2 separate regions of the Mus musculus genome follow, and region 2 is linked to region 1. Evidence: chromatin loops called from intact Hi-C (ENCODE). Cell type or tissue: left cerebral cortex. All regions are shown on one strand. Links, peaks and the distances in the headings refer to the core of each region. The heading gives the core; the rest is flanking DNA. Region 1 holds the start of Magi3 (membrane associated guanylate kinase, WW and PDZ domain containing 3). Region 2 overlaps Magi3 (membrane associated guanylate kinase, WW and PDZ domain containing 3).

Evidence for each region. Peaks named below come from ENCODE experiments on the same cell type or tissue, not always from the same donor. Only the 100,000 strongest peaks of a DNase experiment are listed, where the experiment ranks them.
Region 2: it touches region 1 in a loop (2.0-fold over the local background); 9 of 42 quality-filtered maps call a loop at or near these places.

What each region holds. Positions count from the first base shown.
Region 1 is chr3:104,217,562-104,222,943 of GRCm38, forward strand. Magi3 (membrane associated guanylate kinase, WW and PDZ domain containing 3) reads right to left here and starts at 2,845. Exons shown (of 21, transcript NM_001159354.1): 1 at 2,084-2,845. The coding sequence starts at 2,405. In left cerebral cortex, for the core only: a CTCF peak has its summit at 3,339; DNase peaks (open chromatin) are centred at 1,586, 2,087 and 2,991; H3K4me3 peaks cover 3,342 bases; H3K27ac peaks cover 2,055 bases.
Region 2 is chr3:104,092,501-104,097,882 of GRCm38, forward strand. Magi3 (membrane associated guanylate kinase, WW and PDZ domain containing 3) reads right to left here. Exons shown (of 21, transcript NM_001159354.1): 3 at 2,565-2,684. Among named protein-coding and RNA genes, the nearest start is that of Magi3, 130 kb to the right of the region's middle. In left cerebral cortex, for the core only: a CTCF peak has its summit at 2,348 (motif pointing right); a DNase peak (open chromatin) is centred at 2,347.

The DNA.
Region 1 (5,382 bases), core at 332-5,331:
CAACATTCAAAACTGCTACTAATAAGCTGTAGTGCAGCACTGACACCAGTTATTCCCTTTATTTTCACTTAATATTTAAAGCAGGACAGTGTCTTTGGATGACAAGAAGGCAAAATTTTATTAATACAAAATGCTGACTATATTCTGGGGCAGGGAAGATTTTATCAATACAGTTAACTAATACTACTGTATAGCACTTTAAACCCTGAAGTATTTTCTCCAATTTTATGCGAAAGGTATATAACAGATTGGTGTTTATTAAAGAGCCAACCCTCTCATCTATTAAACAAACCACAGTGATTTGGAATATAACAACTTCCTCAACAACTTTATGACTGTTATTCCTTCAGTAATGCCCCAACTGATCAAAACAAAACAGAGCAATGATGCACATATTCTCATTATCTGCTGGCTCATGGGATTTCATCTAAGTCAAAGGTTCTCAACCTCCCTAATGCTGTGACCCTTTAATACAGTTCCTCATGTTGTAGTGACCCCCAAACATAACATTATTTCATTGCTACTTCATAACTGTAATTTTGCTACTGCAATGAACCATAATATAAATATCTGATATGCAAGATAATTGATACACAACCCCCAAAGGGGTTGAGACCCACAGGTTGAGAACCTATGACCTAAGTCCTACCTGGGCTAGTAAATGTATAGTATTTTGAATATTATAAACAGTAACCAACACACCGAATTACAGCCCCAAAAGTGTTCCCTCCACCCTTTACATATAGTTCTAAAAGTTAAGAGTTAAGAATCTTACAATCCTCAAAAACACAGAAAGGGTATTTATAGTTTGACAAAGTTCTAAAGATTAACAGTAAGAAAAACCCATAAACACACAAATCTTAATAGTATCATAGAATAGATTATATGAAAAGTACCTTCATGTAAACTAGTAAGATTATGTCACATACCCACAACACATGGATATTGCATCAAACCATCAGTTGCAATTAGCTCAAGGACTACTTAAGAGGCAGTCCTAAAGTGAGCTGAAGATGAGGAAGAGGGAGATCGAGGGAGGGAGGAGGAAGAAGTGGGGGGAGGGAAGAGGAGGAGAGGGAGAGAGAACGTGTTAAAATTTCTAGAAATTTCTAGCATTTTGTAGTGAACGGGGAAGACCAAAATCTAGCCCAAGTCAGTTTGGCAGCCCCATATGTTCAGATGTACCGTATCTACGTTCAGCAGAAACAATTTGATTTCTAGTAACAATGATTAATCACGATGCCCATGTCTACAACCACCTCAGAAGCCAGAACCATATTTTACCAATACCGAAAGGTCCAACAGTGTTTTCTCTTACAAATTCGTAAGAAAACTTACTACATACTACCAGACCAGACTGCGCAGTCTGATCAATGCTTTCCAGCTAGGGAGTATGCCATAAGCGTAACATGCTTTGCAGCACATTTTACGAGCATCAAAGACACCAGGGCACCAAGGGGTTCTTTTTTTTACCCTGCGCTTCAACAAATACTGTAGATTTGAAAGCTTTACAAAGGCATTTGCTCGGCTGGGCACCTGGGTCCTCCTTCCAAATCCAGACGACACAACAGCTCCACTGCCTCATACCACACACTGTACCTCACTGGGACTCAGACACCTGAGCCACCTAGACCCACAGAGTGGGACTGTCAGCTCCCAGACGTCTGCGGTCGTGCACGACGCACTGGGCCAGCTGAGCCCTCCCAGGAGCTTTCAGTGGTAACCTCGGCCCTCGATCCGGCGCCGAGTCTCCATAGTAAAGCCCTTTCTCCCCGTTAGAAGACGCAAATACGTTCCAAAGAAAAGATTATCATCATAGGACTGTTTCCACAAAGGGGAGAAGAAAAGAGATGGCTCTTCTCTAGGCAAATAAAAATAAAAATAAAAACTCTTGATGCGGTGGGAGACCGAGCTGGATTAGGAAAGCCAGCTCCTAGTGCCAATTCCCTGACAGCCTACACAGCTGTCGGTTCACCCGAGCTCAGTTTTACTAGCCGCAAAATGGGAAACCCCGGCGCCGCCCCCTCCCCCCTCCTCCCCGGGGAGTCGGACCAGGACCCGGGTCCCCAAGGCGACCACACACCTGGCTTCACCGTCTTCAGACGGATGGGCTCGCGGAAGTGGCGGATGACAGCCAGAGTGTCCCGGTTGGTGAGCCCACTGACCGGCGTCCCGTTCACCTCCAACAGCACATCGCCCGGACTGGGCGCCTTGCCCGAGACCACGCAGCAGGTGCCTCCGCCGCCGCCAGCCTCGTCGCGGAGCCGCCCCAGGTAAGGGAACTCGCCGCGCTCGGCGCCGCCGCGGATCTCGGCGCCCAAGTCGCCCGGGGGCCCGGCCCAGGATACCGCACACTCCTGCACCTTGCTGAGCCAGTGCTTCTTCTTCTTCAACGTCTTCGACATCCCGACCTCCGCTGCACCATGGGGAGCCCCCGCGCGGGCGGCCGCGGTGCCGCTCCGGGCCCCGCGCACAGCCCGGCCAGAGGGGCGCCGCCGTCGACCCCCCGCCTCAGCCCGCCGGCCGCGCGCCGCCGCGAGCCGCCCCTCTCGCGGGCCGCTGAGGAGAGCCGGAGGGAGCGCGCGCCCCGCGGGCGGCGCCGGCGGGGTCTCCGGGCGGGGTCAGCGCCGACGGCCGGGACTCGGCGCCCGCGCGGCGGGAAAGGCTGAGGCAAAGGGGCGGGAGCTGAGGGAGCGGCTGGAACCGAGGCTCGTATCGGTACGCGCGCACCGAGCTTAGTCGCTCGCTGGAGCGCGGCTGCTGCGGAGCCGGAGCGCCGAGACCAACGCCTGCCCCAGCTGCCAGGAAACTGGCGCTTTCAAACCCGCCGCAACCTCCTCCCCGCTCGGCCCCTCCCCCGCCCTCGCCGGCCCGGCCCCGCCCCCTCCCGCAGCGCAGCGCCCGGCGCGTTGCCGTCACCAGCTCTGCTCCGGAGGACCCGCCCAGTTCTCGGCTCCGCACCGTGGATTGGGTTCTGGCAGCTGGGGGCGGCCCTCGGCGGGCATGCTGATTTCTGATTGGGTGGTCTAAGTAGAGGAGGCGGGCACTAGAATGACTGAAGTTTAGAGAGGGAGGAAAAAAGAAGTTTAGAGTGTGAGGGAGGGAGAAGGGGGAGGGAAAAGAGAGGGTTGGTCTGGGAGCGGGCACAGGTCGCCTAGAGGGGAGAGGCCCTCCAGCCAGGGGCTGGAGCCAAGGGAAACTCAAACACTGAAAGGACCCTGGTCCCCAAGGTGGGGCGTGCCCAGCTGGGCAGGGGGCGGGGCCTCGGAGCTGGAGCCCGAAGGCGATCCTGGGAGTGCTTTGCCTGGATCCTGGGAGTCCAGTGCCCAGCTACTCCGAACGGTGGAGCCACTAAATGGGCCTGTTAAGGCTGAAACGGATTCTACGGGTTTGAATTTGTTAATTCGTTCAATGAATGTTCTTAAATGATCCATTGGCGAAATCCTGTTAATTGAGGGTAAAATACAGTCCAGTGCTCGAATGCTGTGTGATCTCGGGCAAGTTAGACAGCCTGTCGGAAACAAGCTGAGAGTGAAGATCATTAATTACACTAGCTACTGAACTCCAAGAATGAAGAAAACAGTGATCCTGCTCTCGAGGAGACTGCAGCTTAGCGAGAGAGACTGACTAGAAGATCATTTGAGGAAAGCGGGAAGGAGATGGATTAAAAAACAACCTGGTGCCTGCGGAGCTAAGTCCTGACACTGGTGGCTTGACCTTGACCAGATCTCTGCTTCGCGTCTGCTTGTTTGTAAGAAGGTGGAAGAAGTGACTCAGAACAAGGGAGACCTCAGATCTCTCCCAGCTCTAATTTTTCAGAAACACTTAAGCTTTTTTTCTTCCTTCATTGAACGCGTGCTTTCTCGTCTTTGGAATGCCCTCTGTTCGTAAATGTTTCACCTCATCCAAATAGTCGTCCAGTATTTCTTGGAAAGTGTTTTCTCTGAACTGGGGCACTTGTCTCACTTTTGTGACAGGGCATGTCTTCTGACTCCCTTTAATGATAGCCCTTATTTTAAACTCCGAGGAGCTCTACAAACTAGATCAAGCTTCAGACAGCTACAGTGATTTCCTTCACACCATTGAACTGGGGAAATAAAAACACTAAATGTGGGCTGGACTCAAGAAACAATAAGGGAAGTGGAGCCCTGGAGCTGCAGGCTTGGGACCTGCCAGGCAGAGACAGGACCTTTATCTACACCCTGATGGAGAGATTGCCAGACTGTAACCTTCAGTCCTTGATTGTCTGCTGAGCAGTCACCCAAGAGAGAAACTACATTTCTTTAATACCACCCTCCATCCTGCTGAGGCTCCCTCTGGCCAAGTGGATTGGAAGCCAGATGGCCTTCACACTTATGATGGGGGTAGAGAAAGCCCAGCGTCTGGAACCCAATGGAGTAAATACTTTTCACAGGCATCATGTGGATCATTCAAATAGACCAACATCTGAAATTTAAAAAAAAATTTAACTTGTTTTATGGACAACTAGTTAATACTAATAAATTCCTGAATGAATACTCGATTGCCTTCACATCTTCTATTTTTGCTGAGACTGAAACACAATGCTCTGCCTAAACTGTATCTGTTTAGAATGGCTCTGGCAACAAGGAACAAAACATCTGACAAATAATAGCTTAGAGCACACTGTCATTTATTACATCTTTAACATAAAGTTTAAGTGTGGTAGTTTGAGGACTAGTTGGACAGTCTATTATCAAGGTCCGGAGCTCTTTGTGTTTACTCTTCCACATCATATCCATATGAACTTTTGTCTCCAAGCCTGTCACCTATTAATTACAAGGTTGTCATAGCTCCAGACATCACATCCTCAAAGGTCATTATATGAAGCAAGAAAGAAGGGTAAGAAAATGTTAGTCCAAATTTGATGAAAGAGAAAAATCCTACCTAGCTTGTGGCCACTGTGGTAGGCTAGAAAAATGGAGCCATGACCACCTTAGACCAGTCACTGGCAAAAGAAAATGCAATTACTAGCATTCCACTAACTTGATCATAAGTCACCTTCAAACAAAGCAGAGGTCCTCTTTAAGGGAGGAGGAGAGAATAGTTGTTAAGTAGTCACCCAACAATGTCTGCCTGCTGTGTGTCTTTTTTCTTTTTCTTTTTTCTTTTTTTTTTTTAAGTCATCTAACATCTGCCCAGTGTCTTAACCATGAATTGATTCTCAGGCAGAAAACTGCAGTCATTAGGGAGCCTTAGCTTCAGAGCCAGGCTCACATACCAGCTTTTCCATTTCCTAGCAAGCTGCTTGTTGTCACCTAACCTCCATTTCCCCATACACAAAACAGGTATGACAACAATACTTCACTGAGTTGTGGTGAGACTTGTCTGCAGATGAGTCAAGCACTCCACATAGACAGCATA
Region 2 (5,382 bases), core at 175-5,174, 130 kb before region 1:
TATTTATTTTAATTTTTACTTTTGGGGGGATGTCACAGGGTGGAGGGGCACACATAGATGGACTGCGTATGGTCAGGTACATGATGTGAAATTCCCATAGATGTTCCCATAAAAACGTTATATGAAAAAAGGTGAAAACAAATTAGCTTGTCCATCCCTTTGAGATGTCTTCACTTGGCAAAAATTATATTCCTATTGTTTTTCTCTAAATTTGTTGTTTTGTTTCCTTTGTAGCATCTCAGTTTATTCTTAATTTAATTTTCACGACCTTCCCTACTAAAATACAGAATTTATTAAAGCAATAGCATTTTGATCTTGTTCACCACAGTATTCCTGGGTCTCTTACAAGACTTGGCATATAGTACGTACTTGTCAAGTGGTTGCTGAATAAATAAAACATGATCTAATCAATTTTTAAATGAATGGATGATTCATGTGAGCTGAGGCCAGAAAAAGTAGGTCAAAGTTTATAGGCAGGAAGGAAATGACTCAACGTTCTGAATAAGAAAGGGATGTGATCGGAAGTATCAGAGCTGAGCCTGAGGAAGCCCAGTACTGTAGCAAGGGGCAGGATGGAACTAACAAAGCAAGACACTGAAGCGGGGCTAGAGAGGGGGAGACCAACTGCAATAGTATGATGAACTCAATAAAGGCCCTACAATGTTATAATGAACTCAATAAGGGCCCTACAATGTTATAATAAACTCAATAAAGGAGCTACAATGTTATAATGAACTCAATAAGGGCCCTACAATGTTATAATGAACTCAATAAAGGACCTACAATGTTATGACAAACTCAACAAAGGCCCTACAATGTTATGACAAACTCAATAAAGGCCCTACAGCCGCATGCCTTTAATCCCAGCACTCGGGAGGCAGAGGCAGGAGGATTTCTGAGTTTGAGGCCAGCCTGGTCTACAAAGTGAGTTCCAGGACAGCCAAGGCTACACAGAGAAACGCTGTCTCAAAAAAAAAAAAAAAAAAAAAAAAAAAAAAAAAAAAAAAGCCCTGCAATGTTATGATGAACTCAATAAAGGACTTACAATGTTGTGAGGAACTCAATAAAGGCCCTACAATGTTACAATGAACTCAATAAAGGCCCTACAATGTTACAATGAACTCAATAAAGGCCCTAGAATGTTACAATGAACTCAATAAAGGACCTACAATGTTACAATGAACTCAATAAAGGCCCTACAATGTTACAATGAACTCAATAAAGGCCCTACAATGTTACAATGAACTCAATAAAGGCCCTACAATGTTACAATGAACTCAATAAAGGACCTACAATGTTATAATGAACTCAATAAAGGACCTACAATGTTATAATGAACTCAATAAAGGACCTACAATGTGGCAGTGAGAAGAAAACCATGGAAGTGGCTATCAGGAAGAAATGACCACGTGTGGTAACTGAAGTGAAACAAATATTTGCACTCATGCACAAGCATGCATGTAAATGAGATGCATTCAAGGGTCTTTACTGAACATCATCTCTATACATTGAAGACAGCATAAAGTAAGAAAGGCATTATCTTTACTACACAGAAGTTGTGAAAGGCATCCTTATAAAAGCAGAAAAAGACACGATGAAAAAATTTAAGGTGCTATGGGAGTGGATAAGCTTGCCAAGAGAAAAGTGTGTTCTTTTTTTTTTTTTTTTTTAAAGTACATAACATGGAATCATTTAAGAATTGAAACTGATCTTCAGTTTGTACTTCAGGGAAACAAATGGGTACAGGAAACAGATATGAAAATCAATTACTGATGCTATCCCTCAATCTATACTTCCTTTTCTGCAAGATTTTAAGGTACACACAGGCTTTTCAATGTTTATGGACTTTAGACTTCCAGCCATGGACAGAAAGCCATCAACAAGCACTTGTTGGGTTTAGATGATGATGGTGAGTTGTTTTGAAATATGTAAACTTGCCAGTTTGGTTAATTTTCAGTTTATTGTTCACAATGAATTTTTTAATGTAATGTAATGCTTTTGGTTATTGTCTAATTCCATCTAATTGTTAAATTAGGAATTCCCTAATCAAAAGAAAATCACATTTTCAAATAATGTCTTAAGACTTATTCTATTTTATTTTTACTTTTTTATTTTTTATTTTTGTTTGTTTTTCGAGACAGGATTTCTCTGTGTAGCCCTAGCTGTCCTGGAACTCACTCTGTAGACCAGGCTGGCTTCAGACTCAGAAATCTGCCTGCCTCTGCCTCTCAAGTGCTGGCATTAAAGGCATGAGCCACCACTGCCTGGCAACTTTATTTTATGCATACAGTTATTTTGCCTCATGTATATTTGTGTACCATATGTGTGCAGTGCCCACAGAGGTCTGAAGAGGGCACTGGATCCCGTGTAATTGAAGTTTAACAGCTGCTAAACATCAGAAATCAGAAGCAAGTCTTTTGGAGGAAGGATCAGCCAGTGTTCTTAAATGTTAATCCATCCCCCTAGTCCTTCCAAATAACTTTTTAAAAATTGAATTTACTGATGAAATTCCCTCTGAAATGATTCTGGTTATCTGGAGGTAGTTTTCATATTTGGGGACATACCATCATACGTTCCACTTTCTAACAATGCTCCGCTTTCTTCCAGTGCCTTGAATTGTTCAACAGAAATGAAGTTATAATCCACCCCTGGGACTTCCCCATCCCTGGGAGCCCTTGTAGTGCCTAAGGAGAGAAGAAAAAAAAATACTTGTAAAATACTTTTTAAAATACAAGTACTCAGAATGCTATAAAGTTCAGTCTAAGAAGACTACAAGGAAGACAAGTTATTTAATACATTGTATCTGATGTATTAAAGTATCATAATAACTATAGGAGAAATACACTTGAATAAAATAGTAATAAAATCCATATCTATAAAAACTCTACAGTAAGTTTAGTACTACTAAGGACTTAATTTCCTGGCATACAGTTTTTTTTTTTAAAAGATTTTATTTTAAAACTTTTAATTGTGTGTGTGTGTGTGTGTGTGTGTGTGTGTGTATAAGTGTATAAGAGCGAGAGAGAGAGAAAAGAGAGAGTGAGAAAGCAAGAGAGCAAGCATGCACATGAAAAACTGATCCAGAAAGATGATGATGATGATGATAAAAATAATAGGCTGAGAAAATTATAGCTACATCAACATTCTGTGCAGTGATTTACTGAATACAGCATTTTTGTTTTAGAGCATACAAAAAAAAAGGATACAAATGTTTCAACATATAGTTTCTTCTTTTAGTATAATTATTTTGATTATCAAAAATTTTGTTTCTCATATGCTGAACTAAGATTCCTACAATCAGCAGCCTTTTTGCTTTATATTAAGTAGAAAGTTGCTAGGAAGTTGAATAGTTAAAATTACATCTTAAAATTTTCTATTTAAGTGGGAAATTCCATGGTTACAAATACATACACCTCTTTTCATTAAAAGGTGGACCTGCTCCCTTCAGCCTAATTATTTTAATTCTTTTATTAATTCAGTGGTAAGCATGCTGTGCAAGTTTTGAAGTCTATATTTCCATCTCCCATCCTTCTAGAATGTTCTTGTTACTATGCAAGGAATGTCGTCTCGACCCTTGAGTAGTGAGAGCTCCAGCCAACAAACAGCACCAGGCTCCCAGACATAAGGGTGGAGCCATCCTGCTTCTCCTCCCAGTCAAGCTGTCACTGACTGTCACACAAGTGATCCAGCTAAACCCAGACAACTCACAAAGCCATGGCAAACAGCACATGATGGCTATTTTAAGCCACAGAATTTTAAGACAATTTGTTACGTAGCAAAGCCTAACAGGATGTGCAAATGAACTCTCCTATAAAATATAATGTCTATATAAAATTCAATTCATAGGCAAATCATTTTGTAAATAATACCATAAGAACAGCACCAACCAAAGGGGCAGGAAGAACTTCCCTTTAGTCTGAAATTATTATAGTCTACGGTCTGATTTAGAAAAGCCTTTTAACTTATCTGGGATTCACTATCTTTCTACAAAGTGGTGCAGGACAAGATAATCCTTCCTACTAATAGACATGTATGTTATAGGATTCCAAAACATATATTGCTAAGAAAATGGCTTTAGTGGTAATTCTCATCACAAATTACTATAAACTCTAGCTTTTTCCCATAAAGATTAAAAAAAAAAAATCAATCCTTTTTTCTCTTACCCTTTTGTTTTTATTATCTCAAAAAATGTCTTTAGTTTCTTGATATTCTCTCTACATTTTTTGTGTGCAAGTTACATAATGTATTTTTCCTTTTTACAAAGAAAAGAGGTCTGTTACCTCAGTTTCTACCTCCTCTCATTTTCTCCTCGGCACATTAGAATTCTATCTTTGCCCCAATCACTTAATAAGAAATTTTCTATGTTCAAAGCTAATCTCTACTTTGTTTAACTCAATCTTTCTAAAGCTACAATCATTTAATACAGTTTATCATATTGTGGTGACTACCAACCATAACTATGATGTGCAGGATATCTGATGTGCGGACCCCCCCCCCCTCTTTGGGTCATGGCCCACAGGTTGAGAACCATTTTCTTAGCATGTAACCCCTGGTAAGCTGACAGTACTCCAGGGAAATACCATACATCCAAGAATATTTGTGCAGCACAAATTGACCTTGATGGGGGGAAAAAGATACAAAATTGGGTGAGCAGAGAAAGGAGGTGAGGATAAATCTGCTTAAGAGGTAAGAGAGAGGAGTAAATATGATCAAAACCTGGTGCACAAAACTTTTCAATTGGGGAAGTTATCTAGGCCAAGTGAGAAGGCTCAGTGGATAAAAGCACTCCCCACTCAAGCCTGATGACTTAAGTATGTTCTCCAAACCTCAAGGTGGATGCAGAGAACCACTCCCAAAAGTCATCGTACTTCTTTTTGTTGCTTGATTATTCTGGCTAGAATTCTAAGTACTGAGTTAACAGTATAGCAGCAAGTAAACTCCCTCACATGTTGCCTCTTCTATGAAAAAGCTTACTGCTGACTGTGGTGTTATGTGGGCTTTTCAGATACATTCTTTATTATACTGAGGTAGTTTCCTTTCCTTATATTCCTAATCTGATGAGTATGGTTTTTAAAATCATAATAGAATATTAAATTTTGTGAAATATTTTCTCTGTATTAACTGAGATGTTTATGTACATGTATTGATTCACAGGTTAAACTATATTTTTATTGCTGGCATAAATCCCACCTATTCATTACATATTATCATTTTAACTGAATTAGGTTCACTAATATTTTAAGACTGGGGGGGTCAATATTTATAGTGGGCTTAATTTATGTTGAAGAGTACTATTTCAATTTCCCCAAGTTACAGGTCTTCTCATGTTTTAAAAAATTTGTTTTATGATTGAAGTCCTGGTAGGGTTTTGTTTCTAATCAC